2 separate regions of the Homo sapiens genome follow, and region 1 is linked to region 2. The links are chromatin loops, found by intact Hi-C in ENCODE. Cell type or tissue: PC-9. All regions are shown on one strand. Each heading gives the region's core, and the rest is flanking DNA. Links, peaks and the distances in the headings are about the cores only. Region 1 has its middle 18 kb from the start of TFAP4. Region 2 has its middle 8.4 kb from the start of PPL.

Region 1 (5,367 bases), core at 278-5,277, 650 kb after region 2:
AGCTGACCTTGTCGTTTCATGCATGGCCATGTTTTCTCCCTCCGTATGCCTTGTCATGCCCAGCGGGACCCTCCTCTTGTACCCGGATTTACCTGGCCACGGTTGAGCCACCAGGACCAGGTAAGCTCTTGAGTTTTGAGGCCAACAGGAAGCCATTCTCCAGGGCAGCCACGGGGGGATCTGGAGGAGCCTGAAAGAAGTGCAGGCCCTGGTAGTGGCTGGCTGTGATGGGCTTGGCCAAGCCCCTTGGGCGTGATCATAGGACTCAGGGCACCATGGTGAGGATGAAACTAGGAGTGCAGGTGGGGCGCGGCGGCTCACGCCTGTAATCCCAGCACTTAGGGAGGCCGAGGCGGGCAGATCACCTGAGGTCAGGACTTCAAGACCAGCCTGGCCAACATAGTTAAACTCTGTCTCTACAAAAATACAAAAATTAGCAGGGCATGATGGCTGGTGCCTATAATCCCAGCTACTCGGGAAGCTGAGGTGGGAGAATTGCTTGAGCCTGGAAGGCTGCGGTTGCAGTGAGCCAAGATCGCACCATTACACTCTAGCCTGGGTGACAGAGTGAGACTCCCTCTCAAAAAAGAAAAGAAGGAAGGAAGGAAAGAAAATAACTAGGAGGCTGGGCGCGGTGGCTCACGCCTGTAATCCCAGCACTTTGGGAGGCCGAGGCAGGTGGATCACGAGGTCAGGAGATCGAGACCATCCTGGCCAACACGGTGAAGCCCCGTCTCTACTAAAAATACAAAAAAAAAATTAGCCGGGCGTGGTGGCAGGTGCCTGTAGTCCCAGCTACTCGGGAGGCTGAGGCAGGAGAATGTCGTGAACCCAGGAGGCAGAGCTTGCAGTGAGCCGACAGAGCGAGACTCCGTCTCAAAAAAAAAAAAAAAAAAAAAAAAAGAAACTAGGAGTGCGAAGAAAGCCCCCACAGCAGCACTGGCCTGCGCTGGTGATGATCTATGGCTCCCGCCCCCGGACCCACACTGGGGCTTGGAGCCTGCCCCTCCCCAGGGAGAGCTGGCCCTGTTTCCTGGCTGCCTCTCCCAGCTGGAAACTCACCCAGCTTTGGTTTTCATGAGCGCAGGCCTCCAGCCCTCCTCTGGCCTGGTCAGCCCCAGCCTTCCCTTTTCCAGTCTCAAGTGGAACATGACATTCCACCTTCCGTTCCCAACCTCTGTCTACTCCATGTGAAGAGATCCAGTCACCCAGAGGGACACTGGAGATGGCACCTCCCAGGTGTCCTCATCCCACATGCCTCTGCTTCCTGCCTTTCTTCTGATCCCCAAATGCAACTTTCTGGTTTCTTTCATTCTTTTTTTTTTTTTTTTGAGATTGAGTCTCGCTCTGTCAGAGGCTGGAGTGCAGTGGCGCAGTCCTGGCTCACTGCAACCTCCACCCCCTGGGTTCAAGGGACACTCCTGCCTCAGCCTCCTGAGTAATTGGGACTACAGGAGTGTGCCACCTCGCCTGGCTAATTTTTGTATTTTTAGTAGAGATGGGGTTTCACCATGTTGGTCAGGCTGGTCTCAAACTCCTGCACTCAAGTGATCTGCCCACCTCAGCCTCCCAAAGTGCTGAGATTACAGGCGTGAGCCACCATACCCGGCTCTTTGTTTTTTTCAAGAGTCTCACTTGCTTGCCCTGGCTGGAGTGCAGTGACATGATCATGGCTCACTGCAGCCTCAACCTTTTGGCCTCAAGTGATCCTACCTCCTCAGCCTCCCAAGTATCTGGGCCAGGTGCACCACCAACACACCCAGTTAATTTTTAAATTTTTGTAGAGAAGGAGTCTTGCTATGTTGTCCAGGCTGGTCTCAAACTCCTGGGCTCAAGTGATCCTCCTACCTCAGTCTCCCGAAGTGCTGGGGTTACAAGTGTGAGCCACGGCCCCTAGCTCCCCTTGATTTCTTGTGGGCCTCCTTTGACCCTCCACTCTCTCTGGCCACACTGCCTTGGTTCCTTGGCTGGCTCTTTTCTCTTTCTCTCTCTCTCTCTCCTTTCTTTTTTCTTTTTTTGAGATGGAGTCTCGCCCTGTTGCCCAGGCTGGAGTGCAGTGGCGCAATTTCGGCTCACTGCAAGCTCCACCTCCTGGGTTCACGCCATTCTCCTGCCTCAACCTTCTGAGTAGCTGGGACTACAGGTGCCCGCCACCACGCCCGGCTAATTTTTTGTATTTTTAGTAGAGATGGGGTTTCACCATGTAGCCAGGATGGTGTCGATCTCCTGACCTCATGATCTGCCTGCCTCAGCCTCCCAAAGTGCTGGGATTACAGGCGTGAGCCACCGTGTCTGGCCTCTTTCTTTCTTTCTTTCATCTTTCTTTCTTTTTTTTAATTTTTGACGTAGTCTCACTCTGTCGCCCAGGCTGCAGTGCAGTGGCACGATCTCGACTCACTGCAATCTCTGCCTCCTGGGTTCAAGCGACTCTCCTGCCTCAGCCTTCTGAGTAGCTAGGATTACAGGGGTACGCCACCAAGCCCAGCTAATGTTTGTATTTTTAGCAAAGACAGGGTTTCACTATGTTGGCCAGGCTGATCTCGAACTCCTGACCTCAGTTGATCCACCTGCCTCGGCCTCCCAAATGCTGGGATTACAGGTGTCAGCCACAACGCCTGGCCTGATTTACTCTCATTTTCTATTAACCAGAGGCCTCCTGGTGAGAAGGCCCCAGGCTGGGTGTCAGGGGTCTTAGATCTGGTCTCATGGTTACAGCTAATTCTTTGAGGGTCTTCAGAAATGTCCATCCTCCATGTCAACAGGCTCTGCTCTGCTTGATGAAATTATTGTAACTGCCCCATGGCCTCATAATCAATTGATAAAGCAGTTTGATGGCCATTTCTGTGTAAAGCAGAAACAGTCCAGCCAGCATGGCTGTGAATTGAGTGTTTCTAGAGGGAGTGCACTCGGTTGAAGGCCTGGGCACCTGGTTCCTCCTTGTGGACACTGAGAAGCAGAGAGGCACTTCCCTAGGGGAAAAGTCCCTAAAGGGAGCTGAAATCCTCTTCGAGTGTGGGAGGAGGAAGAGAAATTGAGTGCTGAAAAGGACAGGGCGGGTGAGCTGATGGAGGGGAGACGGAGAGGCAGAGGGAGAAGGAGAGGGAGAGGGCTGGCAGGCGCCCATAGCTGGGGCCAGAGAGAGAGGGTGCAGGGGACTCCAGCCACCTCAAATAGGGTTGCAGCCAGCCCCATTTTTGTGTGTTTGTTTGTGTGTCTGTTTGTTTGTTTTTGAGACAAGGTCTCCCTGGGTCACCAAGGCTGGAATGCAGTGGTGCAATCATGACTCACTCCAACCTCAACATCCTGGGATCAAGTGATCCTCTCACCTCAGCTCCCTAAGTAGCTGGGACCACAGCATGTGCCACCAGGCCCAGCTGATTTTTTTTTTTTTTTTTGAGATGGAGTTTCGCTCTTGTTGCCCAAGCTGGAGTGCAATGGCGCGATCTCAGCTCACTGCAACCTCCACCTCCTAGGTTCAAGCAATTCTCCTGCCTCAGCCTCTCGAGTAGCTGAGATTACAGGCGCGCGCCACCGTGCCTGGTAAATTTTTTGTAGTAGAAACGGGATTTTACCATGTTTGCCAGGCTGGTCTCGAACTCCTGACCTCAGGTGATCCACCTGCCTTGCCCTCCCAAAATGTTAGGATTAGAGGCGTGAGCCACCATGCTGGCCCTTTTTTTTTTTTTTTTTTTTTTTTTTAAGATGGAGTTTCTCTCTGTCCCCCATGCTGGAGTGCAGTGGCATGATCTCAGCTCACTGCAGGCTCTGTCTCCCGGGCGCAAGCAATTCTCATGCCTCAGCCTCCTGAGGAGCTGGAAATACAGGTGCCCACCACCATGCCCAACTAATTTTTGTATTTTTAGTAAAGATGGGGTTTCGCCATGTTGGCCAGGCTGGTCTCAAACTCCTGACCTCAGGTGATCCGCCTACCTCGGCCTCCCAAAGTGCTGGGATTGCAGGAGTGAGCCACTGTGCCCAGCCAATTAAAAAAAAAAAATTTTTTTTGAGACGAAATTTCGCTCTTGTTGCCCAGGCTGGAGTGCAATGGCATGATCTGGACTCACCGCAACCTCCGCCTCGTGGGTTCAAGTCATTCTTCTGCCTCAGTCTCCCAAATAGCTGGGATTACAGGCATGCGCCACCATGCCTGGCTAATTTTGTGTTTTTAGTAGAGATGGGGTTTCACCATGTTGGTCAGGCTGGTGTCAAACTCCCGACCTCAGGTGATCCGCCCACCTTGGCCTCCCAAAGTGCTGCGATTACAGGCATGAGCCACCACACCTGGCCTTAAAACATTTTTTGTAGAGATGGGGGCTTGCTATGTTGCCCAGGCTGGTCTTGAACTCGTAGGCTCAAGTGATCCTCCTGCCTCAGCCTCATGAGTAGCTGGGACTACAAGTGCACACCATCACGCCTAGCTAATTTTTTTTTTTTTTTTTTTTTTTTTTTTTTTTTTTTTGTTTTGAGACTGAGTCTCATTCTGTTGCCCAGGCTGGAGTACAGTGGCACGATCTCGGCTCACTGCAACCTCCACCTCCCGGGTTCAAGTGATTCTCCTGCCTCAGCCTCCTGAGTAGCTGGGATTACAGCTGCCCACCACCACGCCCGGCAAATTTTTGTATTTTTAGTAGAAGTGGGGTTTCACCATGTTGTCCCGGCTGGCCTCGAATTTCTGACCTCAAATGATCCTTCTGCCTCGGCGTCCCAAAGTGCTGGGATTACAGGCATGAGCCACCGCGCACTGCTAATTTTTTTTAAAGATGAAATCTTGCTATGTTGCCCAGGCTGGTTTGGAACTCCTGAGCTCAAATGATCCTCTCATCTGGCCTCCCAGAGGGCTGGGATCCCAGGTGTGAGCCATCGGGAACCAGCTGCATTTTCAGTGCTTACTCATGGCCAAAGTGAATCAGATCCAACTGAGGAGGAGGAGGCGCGCATCACAGGTCTCCCTAGACAAGCCAGGCACTGTAGGGATCTGCAGGGCCTCGGGATTGTGGGGGGCTGCGGTCAGCCCCTTCACCCCAACACCTACCTGCCTGGGGCTCCCCCACCGTGTTCCTGCTCGGCATCCACAAAGCAGCGCGTGTGCCGGACGCCCCCTACTGGTCGGGGGAGCCCCAGCCCTGTGAGCCCAGAGATGTCCCCCTGACTTGGGGAGAGGAGGGCCAGAGGACCGGAAGTGGCTTTGCTCCGAACCCCAGTAGGAGCATCTGACCCCCGTTCCGCCTTCCTGGGAGCATCCAGGATCCTTTCCCAGGCAGGGACTTTTTGCTTCTCAACCTGGCTCCAACGACTGGTGTCCCTGCCCCCGCCACCACCCCAAAGAGGCTATGGTTCCCCATATGCACGGGAGTATAGCAGGGCCGG
Region 2 (5,367 bases), core at 51-5,050:
GATTAGAGAATGGCCTGGGAGGCGGCTGATGGGGGCTTGGCTGCCTGGGCCCAGCAGGAATGTTTGAGCTCAGCAGAGAGCGTGAACAAAGAGTGGAGGCAGAGCCAGGCAGGCAGGCAGGTGGAGGACGAGCTCACGGAGACACAGGGCAGCTCCGTTCTGAAGCGGAAATGGCAAAACACGACACCTAATAGCAGGCAGCTTCCTTTTTTCACTTGCTACACCCTCAGCTTCCCTGTGAGGCCCACAGGCCTCCCCGAATTCCTCCCAGACTAGGGCAGTTTTGTAATTTACCACCGCTTCCCCCACTGATGGGCACTTAGGTTATTTCATTTGTAAAAAATGTGGTTATCTGTTTGCTTTTCTGTCCCTCCTCCCTTCCAAGACAGGGGGCCCCCAGGATGTGAGGGATGTATCGTGTTTGCTACTATATCCCCAGAGCCGGGTACACAGTAGGTGCTCAATAAATGGATGAGTGACTTGTGGGAGGTATTGTGGGGGCAAGAGGTCGAGATCCTCCACGGGGGTTGGGGAGGAGCCTGGCTCCTGGGAAATGTCAGTGATGCAGAAAACACGATGAGGGAACCTGACGCCCTGCAAGCTAAGGCCTCCCCTTCCTCACCGGGTCCTCAACCACCCTCAGACTGGAGTCTGGCCACTTTCCTCATAGTGTCCCTGGGCCCCCACCTGACGGTGACTCTGTGCCGACTGCAGACTTTGTCTCCTGGGGCACACAGAAGAGGCGCCATGATCCACCCAAGGGGACCTCAAACTTACATTGTTTGTCCATTCCCACTCCTGTCTCCCACAGCAAGCTCCCTGGGAGCAGGAACCTGAGTCTATTGTACTTGATCTTGAATCCTGAGTGCCTAGAACAGGACTTGTCACGTAGCAGGTGCTTAGTAAATATTTGACAAATGAAGGGATGGATGGATGGATGGATAGATGGATGGATGGATGGATGGAGGAAGGGAGGGAGAGAGGGAAGAATGGAGGGATGAAGATATGGATGGATGGATGCAGGAATGGAGGGATGAAGAGATGGATGGAGGAATGGAGGGATGAAGAGATGGATGGATGGATGGATGGATGGATGGAGGAATGGAGGGATGAAGGGATGAAGAGATGGATGAATGGATGGATGGAGGAAGGAAGGGAGGGAGGGAAGGAGAGATGGAGGGATGGAGAGATGGAGGGATAGATGGATGAATGGATGGATGGATAGATGGATGGATGGAGGGATGGATGGATGGATGGAGGGATGGATGGATGGATGAACAAACCAATGAACCTCTTCTCTTCCATCATAGTTTTAACTTAGGACCTACTAACCCTTTCCTGGTCCTCCCCTAAGGGGACCTTCTCCGGGATCACAACAGTACACTGGTCCTCCCACTCATTCATTTATTCATTCAACAATGACACTGAACACCCACTCTGTTGCCCAGGCTGGAGTGCAGCAGTACAATCTCGGCTCACTGCAACCTCCACCTCCTGGGTTCAAGTGATTCTCCTGCCTCAGCCTCCTGAGTAGCTGGGATTACAGGCACCCGCCACCACGCCTGGCTAATTTTTATATTTTTAGTAGAGACAGGGTTTCGCCATGTTGGCCAAGCTGGTCTCAAACTCCTGACCTCAGGTGATCCAACCTTTTCAGCCTCCCAAAGTGCTGGGATGACAGGCGTGAGCCACCGCGTCCAGCCTAAAATTTTTTAAAATGTGCCCTTTCTTGCATGTTCATCACATCTCAATCAAGCTGGAAGAAAAAGTGCCAGCCTCCAAGCCTGGTACTCAGCACGTGGCCTGGTTTATAGTAAATGCCCAACAAAAGTTACTATTTGCCATGATTCCATGTCTTCCTTTATTGAGACTTTTCAAGACCCTACAGAGCAGGTGTCAGAGTGTCCCCATTTTGCAGATGGGGAAACTGAGGTTAAGAGAGGTGAAGACATTTGCCCAGGGTCACACAGTTAGGAAATAGATCAGTTGAGATTTGACACCTCAGCTCACTGGCTCTTCCCCATGGTACAGAGAAGTTAAGCCACCAGCCCACAGTCCCGCAGCTGGGTGCATGGCAGAGCCAGGGTTCAAACCCAGGTTGGCTTCAAACTAAACCCTAATTTGGCTTTGTGTTCGGCCCCTTGTGGCCTAGTCTGTCCATCACTGAGTCATCCTGGCTTGGGAGGAAACGGGGCCCTGACCTCCTGACCTGGGCTGTCCTCCATCACACCTGGCACCGGCCCCAAAAATGCAGCCCCACCAGTCTGGGCAGTGTGAGGTGAGGTGGGGCAGGGAGGAAGCAGGCTTGGGCGTTGGACAGAAGATGGGAGTTTTGGGGCTGGGTTGGGCAGCCTGTCCTGCCGGGATCCTGAGCCAGCAGAGCCTGTCCGGCCCCACCCAGCCCCTCTTTCTGCCCTGACAGTGTGACTTCCTCACTTGATGTACCCACCCCTGAGAGGCCTAGGGCCAGGCTTGACAAGTGGGATCCAAGATGTGTAGCAGGTTGTGTCAGAAAGTGCCCCGGGGGCTGGGCGCAGTGACTCACTCCTATAATCCCAGCACTTTGGGTGGCAGAGGCAGGAGGATCATTTGAGCCCAGGAGTTTGAGACCAGCCTGGACAACATAGCGAGACCCCAACTCTACAAAAAAGTTTTTTAAATTAGCCAGGCGTGGTGGCGCCCCTGTGGTCCTAGCAACTCAGGAGGCTGAGATGGGAGGATTGCTTGAGCCCAGGAGTCTGAGGCTACAGTGACTTGTGATCATGCCACTGCACTTCAGCCTTGGTGACAGAGCAAGACCCTGTCTCAAAGAGAAGAAGAAAAAGGAATGTGGCCCAGGGTTCAAGATGAAGTGTCTGAAATCCCAAAAACCTGGATCTGCAAGATGGGCTGATGGGCTTTTCATAGTCACGGTGGACCCCAGCCATGGGTGGGGCAGAGTCGAAGAACCCTTTGCTGAGCCCACGGCTAACCCCTCAGTGGCTGGGGAGGGGAAAAACCAGGGTGGCCAGGGGCTCAGAGCAACCGCTATTTAACTACCGGTTGGGAGCTATTTCAATATTTTGATAACACACAGGGCTGTACAGGTGCATTCAGGAGAGAGCCAGGAGGCGGTCATCGGAGCAGCGGCTCCCTGGGCCGGCAGGAGGGCGGGGCTGCCTGGCAGGCAGGGAGAAGTGGCATTCTGCCAGGGGGCCCGGGCGGGTAGGGGCCTGAGGCACATTCTCAGGGGATGACTCAGGGGCAGGCAGAGCATGACTCACCGTAGACCCTCTCCTGCTCCAGCTGCCAGGGCCTGGCCTCCCCTCTGGCCCCAGGAGAACTGTGGGGAGCTCACAGGGCCCCCAGCCCAGAGCTGAGCGTGAGTCAGCCCATGTGGGCTGGAGGGCCAGCACAATTTTCCACTCCTTGAATTGTCCTGTAAGAAAAGTAAACACATGTTACAAAACAGGGGTGAAGCTGGGCCAGCCCCCTCCTGTCCCCTCGGAGCAGGGACAGGAGCAGGGCCTTCATGCCAGGGGCTGTGCACACATCCCTGCCCACCGGCTCTTCCCAATTTTACAGATGGGGAAACTGAGGTCTAGAGAGGTTAAGAGAGCCACCTGCCCAAGGTCACACGGCTAAGGTGTGAGGTGGAGCCAAGTTTCAAACCCAGGTTTCAGGCTGAAACCTGTAAGTGTATCCCGGCTGTGGGCAGACCAGGGCTGGAGTTACTGCAACATCTGTTTCTGTTCACAGCCGTGTTTCTCAGGGTGGCCCCAAACTCACCTGCCTCAGCATCCCACGGAGTAGGTGTTTGTTAAAATGCAGATTCCTGGCTGGGTGCGGTGGCTCACGCCTATAATCCCAGCACTTTGGGAGGCTGAGGCTGGTGGATCATTTGAGGTCAGGAGTTTGATACCAGCCTGGCCAACAGGGTGAAACCCCATCTCTACTAAAAATACAAAAATTAGCCAGGTGTGGTGGTGCATGCCTGTAATCCCAGCTACTCAGGAGGCTGAGGCAGGGGAACTGCTTGAGCTTGGGAGGCGGATGTTGCAGTGAGCCGAGATTGTACCACTGCACTCCAGTTTAGGCAAGAGAGTCAGACCCTGTCTCAAAAAAAATGCAGATTCCTTGGTGGCTCATGCCTGTAATCCCAGCACTTTGGGAGGCTGAGGCAAGAGATTGACTTGAGCCCAGGCATTCAAGACCAGCCTGGGTAACACAGCGAGACCTCATCTCTATAATTAATAAATAAATAAATGCAGATTTCTCGGCCCTGCCAAGACTCACCCAACCGTAATCTCTTCCAGGGAGGGACCCTGGAATCTGCATTTGTAAATGCACCCCAAGTTGGGGTGCATACAGCCACAGATGGGAGAATGGCTGTCTCGGAGAGGGCTCGGGATATATCCCACATGTCCCTCTGTCCCGGGCTGGGCGAATGCTGCCCCTCTTGTTTCAAACTGGTTCACAGGCGAATACCCCAAACACCTCTCCAGCTGCTAGGGCAACAGTGATGGCAAACAAGGAGGGCGGGCGTGAGGAACCCTTCCGAAGTTGGTGGCCTCCCATGAGCTGGCTGCCTGGTCTGGCTGCAGGAACACAGGTTTCAGGGTCGCTGAGGGTGGCCTGGTTGCCAGGGAACAAATGGCCCTGAAGGTGCGAGCAAACTCGAGGAAAGCAAGCACCCTCCCCCACCCCGGCAGGCTGGCCCTCCACCCACGGCAACAGAGGGGATGAGTCACTTGGCAGGAGAGGGCTTCGCGGATCCAAACAAATCCCATCTGCCCAGAGGAGGATGCATGGGGTGAGAACGGATCTCCCACCCCATCCGGCCTGCCCACAAACGTGTGGTGTGTGCACGTGTGTACACATGTGCGCACACACACAGCCATGGGAGCTCCTAGCCCAGCTCCTAGAGAATGGAGAGGGGAGGGATGGTGAAGCGCCACTCAAATTCCTCCCTAAATCTGCTAATTCTACCCGCCACTCCTGGGCCAGGCTCAGCTGAGTCAGCGGGAGACCAGCCCAGCTGCCCCAAGCCCGAGCCCAGGAATTAGAACTCTGAAGAGTGGAGGGAGGCAGAGGTTCAAGAGCTCAGTCCAGGAGCAGGCTGACCCAGGTACCAGCCCAAATGGGCCCTGTGCTTCTCAGGGCCCATTTCCTTCCCTGAAAAGTAAGACAAGAGAGGCCAGGCACCGTGGCCCATGCCTGTATTCCCAGCAGTTTGGAAGGCCAAGGTGGGAGGATCACTTGAGCCCAGGAGTTCTCAACCAGCCTGGGCAACAGCAAGACCCCGTATTTACAAAAAATTTAAAAATTACCCAGGCTTCCTGGTGTGCATCTGTAGTCCCAGCTACTCAAGAGGTCGAGGTGGGAGAA

Evidence for each region. A loop is a pair of places that touch in the nucleus more often than their neighbours do. Peaks named below come from ENCODE experiments on the same cell type or tissue, not always from the same donor. Only the 100,000 strongest peaks of a DNase experiment are listed, where the experiment ranks them.
Region 1: it touches region 2 in a loop (6-fold over the local background); 6 of 110 quality-filtered maps call a loop at or near these places.

Annotation. Positions count from the first base shown.
Region 1 is chr16:4,288,314-4,293,680 of GRCh38, reverse strand. No RefSeq gene overlaps it. Among named protein-coding and RNA genes, the nearest start is that of TFAP4, 18 kb to the right of the region's middle. RefSeq lists enhancers at 2,922-3,540, 5,140-5,249. In PC-9, for the core only: CTCF peaks have their summits at 2,957 (motif pointing left), 4,889 and 5,095 (motif pointing left); DNase peaks (open chromatin) are centred at 2,930, 3,280 and 5,010; H3K27ac peaks cover 1,448 bases.
Region 2 is chr16:4,942,862-4,948,228 of GRCh38, reverse strand. No RefSeq gene overlaps it. Among named protein-coding and RNA genes, the nearest start is that of PPL, 8.4 kb to the right of the region's middle. RefSeq lists enhancers at 1-417, 3,818-4,331, 4,332-4,845, 4,846-5,359. In PC-9, for the core only: no CTCF peak of the experiment used is centred there; DNase peaks (open chromatin) are centred at 248, 2,378, 3,308 and 4,748; H3K4me3 peaks cover 684 bases; H3K27ac peaks cover 4,039 bases.